3 separate regions of the Homo sapiens genome follow, and regions 1 and 3 are each linked to region 2. A link is a loop called in an ENCODE intact Hi-C map of the cell type or tissue named here. Cell type or tissue: Caco-2. All regions are shown on one strand. Region 1 holds the start of TRA-CGC4-1 (tRNA-Ala (anticodon CGC) 4-1). Region 2 holds the start of TRA-AGC1-1 (tRNA-Ala (anticodon AGC) 1-1). Region 3 holds the start of TRA-AGC3-1 (tRNA-Ala (anticodon AGC) 3-1).

Region 1 (4,000 bases), 66 kb before region 2:
TGAATTAATAATCTGTAATTATGAATGCCGATTATAGATACTACAATTACATGTACTGTGAATGTCGATTTAATATTGAAGAAGGCCAGCTACATAATTTACAGGCCCAGTGTAAAATGAAAATACAGGGTCCCTTATTCAAAAAGCAGGGGCAACTGCCATCAAAAGTGCTAAAATACAAAGCTTTTCCCTTTCAGTCGCTCTTTTTTCGGCCTGTCATGGTATTTTTCATTTTCTGTCTAATGTCACTCTAATTAAGAAAAAATAAAATAAAATTGTGAGTATCAAAATGAATTTTACAGTTCATCTTTATTTCACACATCAAAATTCACGGGGCATCGCGATTGCTTTATTATATATGGAGAAGCAAAGGAAGTCAGACACGAAATTCCTTTGCTTATGTGCCATGCTCTTTTGCTCCCCCGAATATCAATTACGAAATATAAATTAAGAGATGCAGTTCATATGAAATTTTAAGACTGCAAAGGCAGATCGCTGGTAGAGTCTCTGAAAAGGAAAAGTTGCCAAAACCCAGAATTGAACCAGTCTCCTTTAGATCTTCAGGCTGATGCCCTCCCAACCGAGCTATCTCAGCTTACTGTAGACTGAAAATTTTATTCAATTTCTCTTTCAATACTTCGATTGTTTCCAACTTTTTAGCTTTCAGGTTTCTTAAGTACTTTTATTATACAATGTATTTACCCACTAAGAAAGACTTGGAACTTATTGACTCCTACATATGATGGCTGAATCCAATTCCCTGGCAGTGTGGAATGGATAGGTGGAGGAGGGAGATAGAAGAAAAGTAACAGGAATTAAAAAACAAACAAAAAACTTTCTGCTCTTCCACATCCTGTTGGTTGAGCCAGACACAGCAAAGAAAATTTAAAAATAAAAATAAAAAATAAAATGTGGTGGCGTTCTTTGTTTTTCTTTTCTTTTTGTCTTTAATAATCTTCGAAGATGTGGAGAATTGGAACCCAAGGTTAATTTCTGTTAATGTGGGGTCAGGTTTCTGTCTCCTAGCGATGATTTTGAATGAGCTATTAATCCTTTGTTTTATCCTCTTTCATCTAGTCTTTGTCATAGTCTTTTGCACTGGGTGGTGCAGAAGTTTATGGCGTACAAATGGAGTAGCACTAAAGGGAGTACTTTGGATCATGTATGCGAGTAAAGCGTATGAGAAAAGAAGGGGTGGCTGTTGGTGAGTAGCTAAAGAACAGCAACATTTTCAGGAAATGAAACCAAGACAGCACACATTTTAAGTATGCATTCTACCACCGAGCAACATTCTTGTGATAGCCAAGCTCTCTTGGAGATACATCTTGATATATCTGTGTCAGTATTTCTAATTTTCAAAACATAATGGTTGGCGGGAGAAAATCCACTGAGATAAATCCCACTATTTCTGAAATCACTAAACTGGATCTCGTTTAATCGCTATACCACGAGAAAGGTTACTGAATTGCAGACTAAATGACAATGCATCTGCTTCTAGGACATTCCCAGTCCAACCTGAAAAGGGTAGACAATTGCTGAAACATGTTTATATGAATATTGTTTTACTTGCACATAATTAACCTAGGGTGAATAAGTTTCTTTCTTTTGAACTGATAGAGCTTTGTTTTCTTTTGTTTTTCACATTGTGAGATTTGTCACAGACAATTGTCACAATTGTTTTGACCTAATTAAAGTGTGGAGCACATTACTGCTAATTATTTTCAATATTCACCTTTTTATTAAGAGCTAGAACAAGTCTTTATTGTGGATCGGAAGCTGATTGGGAAACTAGGAGCTAGTTTTAATGTAAGAAACATCATACATTTTTTATTATTAAAAATGTAGAACTTAAATTTAGGAAAGACAATATCAAAAAGAACTGCCAAATACAATTGTATTACATCAGGATACTAGATGTGTAATGTAAAAAAAGTTTTTTTTTGCTGTAAAAATTATTAGTTGATCAGGAATGGTGAGAAGGGAAAAAATTTATTAGGTTTCTTTGTTTTGTTTTGTTTTGTTTTGTTTTGTTTTGTTTTGTTTTGTTTGTGTGTGTGTGTGTGTGTGTGTGAGACGGAGTCTCGCTCTGTCGCCCAGGCTGGAGTGCAGTGGCTTGATCTCGGCTCACTGCAAGCTCCGCCTCCCGGGTTCATGCCATTCTCCTGCCTCAGCCTCCCGAGCAGCTGGGACTGCAGCTATTAGGATGCATTAACGAGGATTGAGAGTCAGCTGGAAAATGGATGTTGTCACACTGTCCGACAAATACAGTGTGAATTCAGCTCGCCGACGGCTGCCTCTGGACTGAGGAGCACTTCATTTGAGTTAGTATTGCGGGAGAAAATAGAAGTGTGGCAAACATAGCTCAATTGGAAGAGCTCTGGACTAAAGGTCTAGACTAAAATCAGGGATCCTTCTCCATGACTGAACAGTCCTCAATGTTGGAAGTTTGTGCTTTTTGCTGGTGGAGGAAAGTAGCTTTCATGCAGTTTGCTTGTGAATGGAGCTTGAAGCAGGCTAACAGGAACTGGAAAGTCCGAGGATAAGAAACTGCGTCATTTGGACTATAATCTTAGTGTCTTAGTATACTGTTATAAGTATATTAGGATACTGTTAGCTGCCAAACAGTATCCAGTTCAGTGATTTCACGAAAGTAGTGGAATTTAATCCAGCGATCTTTCTCCAACCAACAGAAAATGAAACCAACAAACTGAAAACAAGTGATATTTTATATATAAGCCAACAGAACTCTCATGCGGTCAGGGGGTGTAGCTCAGTGGTAGAGCGCGTGCTTCGCATGTACGAGGCCCCGGGTTCGACCCCCGGCTCCTCCAGTTGTCCATTTTCTTCATTCTCCTTTCTGGTTCTTTGCATGCGTTTGTCACTTTTTCTCCTACTCCTATAAAAAGAGGACAGTGTCAAATGTGTTGCTTTTAATACTATGCTATTTATTCTGGCACTCATCTGTGGCTTTTTATAAAACTTAGCTTGAGAAGAATGTCTTGCTAACGTGAGTGAAACAAGCAGACATTGAAAGGGGGACACAAATTACCCCACAAGGAGTTCTTCTTTATATTTTTTCCAGACGCAAATATCTTTTAAATTATGTTGATTAAGGTTAAAACTTTCTAGGCTTACATCAAAGCTGTGTGTGGGTCATGGCATCATTTCTAACTGTATGTAGATATCGACTTGTAGCCCAGCGTAAAAAAAAAAAAAAAAAAAAAAAAAAAAAAAAACCTAAATAGATAAATTTTCCATCAAGATCTCCTTGGCAGGAAGCACGAACCCTGCAATCTCATTACGGACCCATGCACTTTGAGTTCCGTTTGGCGGTATCGCTAAAGAGATAGACTAAAAAAGAATGGAAATAAGAAAAAATAGGCAGCTCAGAGAAAATTTTCCGTGCATCTCTGCTTTAGGGGCATTAGGTCGTCCAAGGATGAGGAGCAGAAAATCTTCCCACTGGTTGCCTTCCGCCTCTCTCCTCGGGGCTTCTCCACCAGCCGCCTCTGCCGCTGATAATTGAATTGTGAGCAGCAGAGGGGCTGGGCATTAGGTCCCAAGTTTTTCTGGGTGAGTTAGTGTGTAAAGGTTGTCTAAATGTAAGGTGGCACTCAGCGCTTTGCCTCGCGAACGCTTAAAACATCATTTGGGTGACTGAAAACAGCCAGCTCTCGTTCGCTGCAATAGCTTACAGCCTACAGCAAGCGATCTACCAACAGGTTTTAAAAGTTAGGTCTTGGCTGGGCACGCTGGTTCACGCCTGTAATCCCAGCACTTTGGGAGGCCTAGGTGGGTGGATCACCTCAGGTCAGGAGTTCAAGACCAGCCTGGCCAACATGGTGTAAACCTCTTCTCTACTATTAGCCGGGCGTGGTGGCCGGCGCCTGTAATCCCAGCTACTCGGGAGGCTGAGGCGGGAGAATCGCTTGAACCCGGGAGGCGGAGGTTGCGGTGAGCCGAGATCGCACCTCTCCAGCCTCGGCGACAGAGAGAGACT
Region 2 (4,000 bases):
GCCTGTAATCCCAGCACTTTGGAAAGCTGAGGCGGGCAGATCACGAAGTCAGGAGATCGAGACCATCCTGGCTAAAACAGTGAAACCCTGTCTCTACTAAAAATACAAAAAATTAGCTGGGCGTGGTGGATGGCACCTGTAGTCCCAGCTACTCGGGAGGCTGAGGCAGGAGAATGGCGTGAACCTGGTAGGCAGAGCTTGCAGTAAGCCAAGATCGCGCCACTGCACTCCAGCCTGGGCGACAGAGCAAGTCTCCACCTTGAAAAAAAAAAAAAGAAGAAAAAAGAAAAGAAAATGAATCTAATTTTTTTAACAAAAATTAAGTGAAAGAATCCATACTCAAATGAGTACAGATTTGCTGTGGTTTGAAAGTGTCCCCTCCAAAGCTTAGGTGTCACCATGTGATAATTATCAAGACATAGGGCCTTTAAGAAGATTAAGCCATGAGGGTTCCTTCCTCATGAATAATATTAGGTACCCTTATAATAAGAGTTGACAAAGGAAGTTCATCTCTCTATTGCCTTCAGTTTTCTGCCATGTGAGAACACAACAAAAAGGCCATCACCAGACATGAGAGCCAGTGACTTGATCTTGAACTTCCCAGCCTCCAGAACTGTGAGAAAATGTTTCTGGGCCTGGTGCAGTGGCTGTCTCCTGTAATCCCAGGGTTTTGGGAGGCCAAGGTGGATGGATCACCTGAGGTCAGGAGTTCGAGACCAGCCTGGCAAACATGGTGAAACCCCATCTCTACTAAAAATACAGAAAAATTAGCTGGGCGTGGTAGCATTCGCCTGTAATCCCAGCTACCCAGGAAGCTGAGACAGGAGAATTGCTTGAATCCGGGAGGCAGAGGTTGCAGTGAGCCAAGACTGAGCCACTGCACTCCAACCTGGGCAACAAGAGTGAAACTCTGTCAGGAAGTGAAGGGAAGGGAAGGGAAGGGAAGGGAAGGGTTCTGTTCGTTACAAATTACCAGTCTTGAGTGATTTTGTAGCAGCCCAAAATAGACTACGATGATATTATATGATCCCATTTATATTATTTAAAACATAAGAAAAATAATCTATGGAGGTGGAGGTCAGAGAGTTAGGATAATTGAAATGAGGCAAAAGGCAGCTGTTGGTTGCTGAAAAATTCAGTATCTTGGCCTGAATTTTGGTTATATATAATAAGCCGTAAGCTGAATAGGTTTCATGTGTTTTATTTTATATAAATGAAGGCTTAAATTTAAATACAAGAAAAAAAAAGGTTTTCCTAAGTACTTCCTATCCTCCAGTACATTCTCTCTCTTCCTTAGGGTTGTTTTGTTTTGTTTTGTTGAGACGGAGTCTCGCTCTGTCGCATCCTCATGATTATTAGGACTTGGATGGACGGGATGGTACAGTGAGTCTAAGCGCCACATCCCTCCGTCGCTTCCTCTGGATATGAGGGAAGAAAGGTACTTTTTTTGTCCTTAGGGAGGAAGACTCGACCAGGAAGGGGACCTGGTTCGTTTCGGCTTCAAGAGCGCCTCTCCGCTATTTCCGTCGCTCAGCAGACCGGCTGAACTCTTTGGAGGAGAGAGTGATACTGGGTTTTGGTTTGCCCTTCAGGAACCGCTGATACTGTAGCTTCTGAGGGAGCTGCAGGGATTTCCCGATTTCCTGCGTGCCTGTGTTAAAAGTTAGAAGCGGGATCTGCTGGCAGCTTCGAAACTGAGCATGACGGTGGAAACATCTAATTTTATTAGTTTTTGCTTGAAATGCAAAAGATGAGAAAGAAAGTTTCCGTTTGTTTGCTCCACATATTTCTCTTAGAATGAAGCCGATTGAAAGTTAACTTCACCCTGAAGAAACTCCTCCTGGCGTTTGCAACGATCTCCTGTATGTCTCACGTCCAGCTTGACTCAAAAGGACTCTAAAGAGCTGGAGAGCGGCTGCGGAAAGGCGGAGTCACGGTACAATCGGTGTTAACTACTTGTGCAACCACCGCCTCCTTAGTCCTATTAGAGGCGCAGAGGCAGTATAGCTGAATCCCTCACAAGTCGAGTGGGTTGACCTCAGATTGACTTTAGCGATGGCTTGTGACCACCTGATAGATAGTGGCCGTTACAGCGTTTAGAAAGTGAGTAAAAGAAAGGATGCATAGGGAAGCCCACAAGTTTGCTTGGCTTCTGCAGATGGAGAGAGGTCGCTTTTCTGCCTTCTGGATGTTTAGTAACTTATTTTTTATTTCCTTTGTTGGCATGAAATAGAGCTGAAAATAAAAGCAGATTTTCTTTTAACAAGATAGTATTAAGATGCTTGCAGAGTATTTCTCTGTGGATTTCTGCTTGGCACTGTGATACCACAAAGAGCTCTAATCTGGAGGTATGGGTTGTTCCCTAGCTTAGAAGGAGGTCAATCCTGGAGAGTAAGTACTGTGAGGTACAAAAGGATCCTTTGGGATTGGAAAAATAAACGTTCATTACTTTTATTTATGTAAAACAGCAAAATGAGCTTTCTCCTATACTGATCTTGGTCCCTGGAGTTCAGAGTGTTTGCATCTCAGACCAGAAGCTTCCTCAGAGGACCCAGAGAAGTGCTTTTTACTTCCACCAAATTTCAGCTGAGGTGAATGCTGTCTTTTCGTCATTTGTTGTGTGTTTGTAGTTAAGTAGTTTAAGTTTCAGAGTTTGTGGGTCTCCAATGGAAAAGGTTACCACCACACATCAAACCATCAACCCCTGGCAGTGTAATCTTTTAGTGAAAGCTTGTAGGGCTTCTGCAACCTGGTTAGGAGGAGTTAGAAAAAGAAACAGAAAAAGACTTGAGCCTTTTAGCTTCTGATCTGAAATCAGACTTGGGCCACACAGGTCTATGGTTTCTGATGATTTCATTTACAGCTAGAAATTGGCTGGATGGCCAGGAATACTACTTGCTTCCCCCGTGCGTGGTCCATGTTAATGATTGATGGGACTGCTTAGAAAGAATAGGCGGATAATCCTAGGCAGCAAATAACCTCAAGTGAATGAACACGCATCACCCTCTGTATGAGAGAGAAATGCAGAGGCCAACACAATTCACCTTGACAGACAGAAAAATTTAAAGTTGGGGAATATCATGGACCGCTTCTTACTGGTGTCCCGGGGAAGAAAACACGGCCTGGAGGTACTGGGGATCGAACCCAGGACCTCGTGCATGCTAAGCACGCGCTCTACCACTGAGCTATACCCCCTCTGGACTCAGGGCCTTCGGAAAACGCTTTGGTGACGGCCAATATGTGAGCCTGCCCTCTGTGTCAGGATAATCACTATATGTTTCCAATTCCATTGTTAATTCCCTACATGAAGCGCTTCCTCTTTTAGGCACGGCTGGGCCAAAAGAAGAGTAGCTTAGCCGGGTGCAGTGGCTTATGCCTGTAATCCCAGCACTTTGGGAGGCTGAGGCGGGTGGATCACGAGGTCAGGAGTTCAAGACCAGCCTGGGCAAGATAGTGAAACCCTGTCTCTACTAAAAATAGAAAAATTAGCCGGGCGTGGTGACAGGCGCCTGTAATCCCAGCTACTCTGAAGTAGAGAATTGCTTGAACCCGGGAGGCAGAGGTTGCAGTGAGCCGAGATCGGGCCACTGCACTCCAGCTTGAGCGACAGAGCGAGACTCCGTCTCAAAAAAAGAAAGAAAGAAGAAAGAGAGAGAGAGAGAGAGAGAGAGAGAGACAGAAACAAAGAAAGAAAGAGAGAAATAAAGAGAAAGAAAGAAAGAGAAAAGAAAGGAAAGTAGCTTAGTGGTAAAAATAAAGGCACTGTTCCTGATTTGTGGTCAACCCAAGATCAACTCACCCCAAGGTGGACTCTCCATCACGTTAGACTTCCTGGAGCATACTTGCATTCTATCATTTGAGTGTGTCCCGGTATACAACATTCTCTTGCAAATTTTCTGATTATAACTTTCTGTATTCTTTTGACTCTTGGAAGCATGTTGGTGTTTCACATAGTCAAAAAATAAAACTGACTCAAGTGCGTGTGAAAATACCTTAAAAT
Region 3 (4,000 bases), 190 kb before region 2:
TTTTTAAAAATGAAATGAGGCCGGGAGCAGTGGCTCATGCCTGTAATCCCAGCACTTTGGGAGGCTGAGGCGGGCGGATCACGAGGTCAGGAGTTCGAGAACAGCCTGGCCAACATGGTGAAACCCCGCCTCTACTAAAAAATACAAAAAAAAAAAAAAAAAATTAGCCAGGCATAGTGGCAGGCACCTGTAATCCCAGCTACTCAGGAGGCTGAGGCAAGAGAATCATTTGAACCCGGGAGGCGGAGGTTGCAGTGAGCCGAGATCGCGCCATTGCACTCCAGCTGGGCAACAGGGCGAGACTCTGTCTCAGAAAAAGAAAGAAAGAAAGAAATGAAAATAACACTATTTTTTAAATGACATATCAATGTCAAAAAAAATAAAGACTATGCAAATATTTTTCATTAAAGAAGACTAAAAAAGACAGGACAACTAAATGCAACGCCTGACCCTAGACTAGATCCTATATGAGAGGAAAACATCAGGTCAATTGGTCAACTTGAAATGCAGACTGTAGATTAAATACAGCTATTGTATCAATGTTAAATTTACAAAAGTTCCTAATAGTACTGTGGGTATATAGAAAAGTACTTAAGTAAAGGAAATGGACGTGATGTATGCAACGTACAGGAGAGAGAAGAAGCAACTCATAAGGCAAATGGGGTAAAATATTAATAATATCTAAATCTGAGTAAAGGATAGAAGGGTATTTTTGTATTATTTTTATTTTTTCAACTTTTTAGTGAGTTATAAATTGTTTGAGAAAGAGAGAGGGAGAGATTTCAACGGAGGTGCCTCAGAAGTCAATAGTTGTGAATTTGGGTTGGGCTGGGCCAGCTCTTTAAAATATGAGAAGCTTCCCCCACCTCCCCTCACCATTCGAGAAACCAATAATTTTTCATTGCTCCATGGTTTCCTACAGATTGGTCGCCAAGCAACAGATGCCAGCCCTGCCTTACCTAATTCATCTTTTTTTCAGATAACGCTACTACCCCACCCCAACCCCCACCAGTTTGGCTTAGCAGGGGACCCTCAGAGTTTTGTCGGAGGTAAACTACTCTAGACGTGCGGATCTGGGTGCCTACGTGATGCCTCTCACCCGGGTCCAGATTTCCAGTTTGTCCTTGTGATTGATTCATGACATCTTGAGCTCACAAGAACGTTCCCTGCCATCACCACTAAGTGTTCAGTGGACGTTTTGGGCTTTTGGAAACGGAAGTGATTTGAGGGTCTTTGTTCCAAGAAAGGCGGTGCTGGGCCCGGGGACTGGAACTCGGTAGGCGAGGATCCCCTTTGACGCCCCCCTACAGTTTCCCTTCAAACACGTAGGTCTCAGCTGGTACCCTGGCTGCGCTACTGGCTTTGGCCTCCTGGGGCCTTATGGTTGAAAACAGCAGGAAATGAAGCTGGAAAAAGCGAGAGACAACAGATTGTCTGCTTTCAGGCTCCTTCCTTTGTAATTTCACTGTGTTGCTTTCTTTGGACGCTGCTTGTGCAGGACCCAGCCTAGCTGTTTCACAAATTGCGGAGTTTGCATTCATGATTTCATTGCAATTTACCGAATCTTTGAGAAATACTGATTATAAATCATGAAAGAAATGCAAAGCAACCTGTCTGTGGTTGGGGGTGTAGCTCAGTGGTAGAGCGCGTGCTTAGCATGTACGAGGTCCCGGGTTCAATCCCCGGCACCTCCACCAGTTTTGGGAGTGCGCACTTTCTCCTCTCAATGGACCGCCTTTCCACTTTCCTTTCTCCCTCCCGTTAAATAAACCTAGTCTCATTCATTCAATTTTCTGCTTGTCTGTACAGCCTTTGCAGTGTTAAGTATCTGTATCGATAGCATTGCCACACCAGGAAGGTCTTGAACCCTTTGTAAAAGCATTTTCGCAAATTAATCAGCCTGGTTTCTTTGGATTTCATGCTATGGTATTACTGAAAAACAGAAAAAATATAAAAATAATAAAAGACCCTTTGTTTTATTCACTGTTTTTTTTTTCTTTTCTTTTTTGAATTCTGAAGAGTTCTTAGAGCAAAGAACAGCATGGAGGTGGAATAGCAGAAACATATCTTATTGATGTCTTTCTTCTGAGCTTCCAACCACCCTATACCTTACCTTTTCTTGAATCACCAGATATGGAAGCAGTGGGCCCCGTTAGTATTGTGCGGTGATAGGTACATGAAGGACAATAAAATGCTGTCTGTCATAGCATGGGGTGCCTCCCAAGTCTAACCCGAATGAGACAGAATGGATTGGCTGGTTAAATGAAACCAGAACTACTGTCCTTTTGCTGAAATAGCTTAGTGGGAGTGTGAGAGACCAGGCATCCAAATATCTCTTGTTCAAGAAAATTTCAGTAAAAATAAATGACATGTTTTTGGGAAAAGGGCTTGTGGGGTGCCTGCATAAACTGGCCATAAAAATATGAGACAATATGTTGTGGAAAGCCACAAGAGTCCTCTGAGGAGGAAAGCCTCCTAATTGCCATCATGTTCCCATGCTCAGAGCGAGACCCGCTCTCTTATCTGTAAACACTGCGTTCAAGGAGAAAGACACTCCTTTGAAATACTGGAATGTGGACAGACTCCAAGTTAAGCCCGCTCCCACTAGCTACTCTCCGATAAGTTAAAGATATGCTATTTGAGCACAAAGGAGATTCATTTAAACCGCTATTGCTATAGATAACGGCTATGACGCACTGCCACCTTTTCACTGTTTCGCCCTGAACATCTGCTTCTTAGATCTAAGTTATTGTATTCTATAAATAGTGTGGAGACCAGAGGTCTGAGCCTTTTGCAGCCTCCATTTTGCAACTGACCCCCTGGCTCCCCACCTTTACTCTTGTCTCTTCTCAATCCTTTGTCGCCACCGGACTTTGGGTACCCTACGGGTGGTGTTGAGGCTGGTCCCCAACACATGTTGAACTCATTTTACAAACACATTTAACTAGATGACCACCTCCACTGCCCCAACACAAAAAAGTATCCCACGACACCTACACATGTTAATCAATCCAAATCAAAGGTGATTTGCCTACGCCAGAGCTAGTATGAAATATTGATTAAATACATAATATGAGAGGAAAGAAACCAGTTTTTCCCTTTTTAACTTACTGATTTCTAGAAATTATGTTTTATTCTGATAAATTATTCTGTATAATATATAATGTTAATAGATGTTTATGAGGCTGGGCATGGTGGCTTACACCTGTAATCCCAGAAATTTGAAAAGCTGAGGCAGGAGAATTGCTTGAGCCCAGGAGTTCTAGACCAGCCTGGGCAACATAGAGAGATGATGTCTCTTTTAAATTAGCAGGGCATGGTGGTGCATGCCTGTATTCCCAGCTAGCTACTTGGGAGGCTGAGGCAGGAGAATCGCTTGAGCCCAGGAGGTTAAGACTGCAGTGAGCTGTGATTGTGCCACTGCACTCCAGCCTCGGAAAACAGAGCGAAACACTGTCTGAAAAAAAAGCGGGGGTTGGGGGGAGGGCGCTGTTCATGGTATGTATTCCCATTTAAGTCTATTTATGGTATTTTGGGATCAAATACATTTAAATTGTTTTTCATGACAAGACAAGGATATTCATTATCTTCACTACTACTTAACATTGTAATGGAGGTATTAGCTGAAGCATTTAGACATGAAAAAGTAATTAAAGGATTAACTATTGGATAGAATGGGATAAAGCTATCTATGTATCTTGGTAGGATTATATATCTGGAAGCCACCCCTCAAATGAAAAACTTACTATAGAGAATTTGGTAAAGAAGCTGGTTGCAAAGTTAACATAAACATATACACTCATACACACACACAAAATAGCTTTTCCATATTCAACCTTTGGAGGTTTTTGAATATCAGTTTTATTTTGAAAGCTAACACATGAAGGAAAAGAATCAAGCATTTATCCTATCTCTCCTGTATGGAATGTATTTCAGGATAAACATATAGTTGATGAGGGAAAGATTTTTCTTCTCAGGAAATAACAGCTAATGAATGCAG

What was found. Peaks named below come from ENCODE experiments on the same cell type or tissue, not always from the same donor. Only the 100,000 strongest peaks of a DNase experiment are listed, where the experiment ranks them.
Region 1: it touches region 2 in a loop (3-fold over the local background); 6 of 110 quality-filtered maps call a loop at or near these places.
Region 3: a loop joins it to region 2, with 19 times the contacts of the local background. A loop is called at or near these places in 3 of 110 quality-filtered maps.

The regions. Positions count from the first base shown.
Region 1 is chr6:28,726,556-28,730,555 of GRCh38, forward strand. TRA-CGC4-1 (tRNA-Ala (anticodon CGC) 4-1) reads left to right here and starts at 2,760; the gene lies at 2,760-2,831. It also overlaps the pseudogene TRF-GAA11-1. RefSeq lists a cis regulatory region at 2,629-2,951. In Caco-2, no CTCF peak of the experiment used is centred here; DNase peaks (open chromatin) are centred at 2,186 and 2,796; H3K4me3 peaks cover 1,740 bases.
Region 2 is chr6:28,792,841-28,796,840 of GRCh38, forward strand. It overlaps TRA-AGC1-1 (tRNA-Ala (anticodon AGC) 1-1), which reads right to left and starts at 3,195; the gene lies at 3,124-3,195. In Caco-2, no CTCF peak of the experiment used is centred here; DNase peaks (open chromatin) are centred at 1,921 and 3,221; H3K4me3 peaks cover 1,278 bases.
Region 3 is chr6:28,605,534-28,609,533 of GRCh38, forward strand. It overlaps TRA-AGC3-1 (tRNA-Ala (anticodon AGC) 3-1), which reads left to right and starts at 1,623; the gene lies at 1,623-1,694. It also overlaps a transcript of SCAND3 not described here. In Caco-2, a CTCF peak has its summit at 1,505; DNase peaks (open chromatin) are centred at 1,348, 1,688 and 2,578; H3K4me3 peaks cover 990 bases.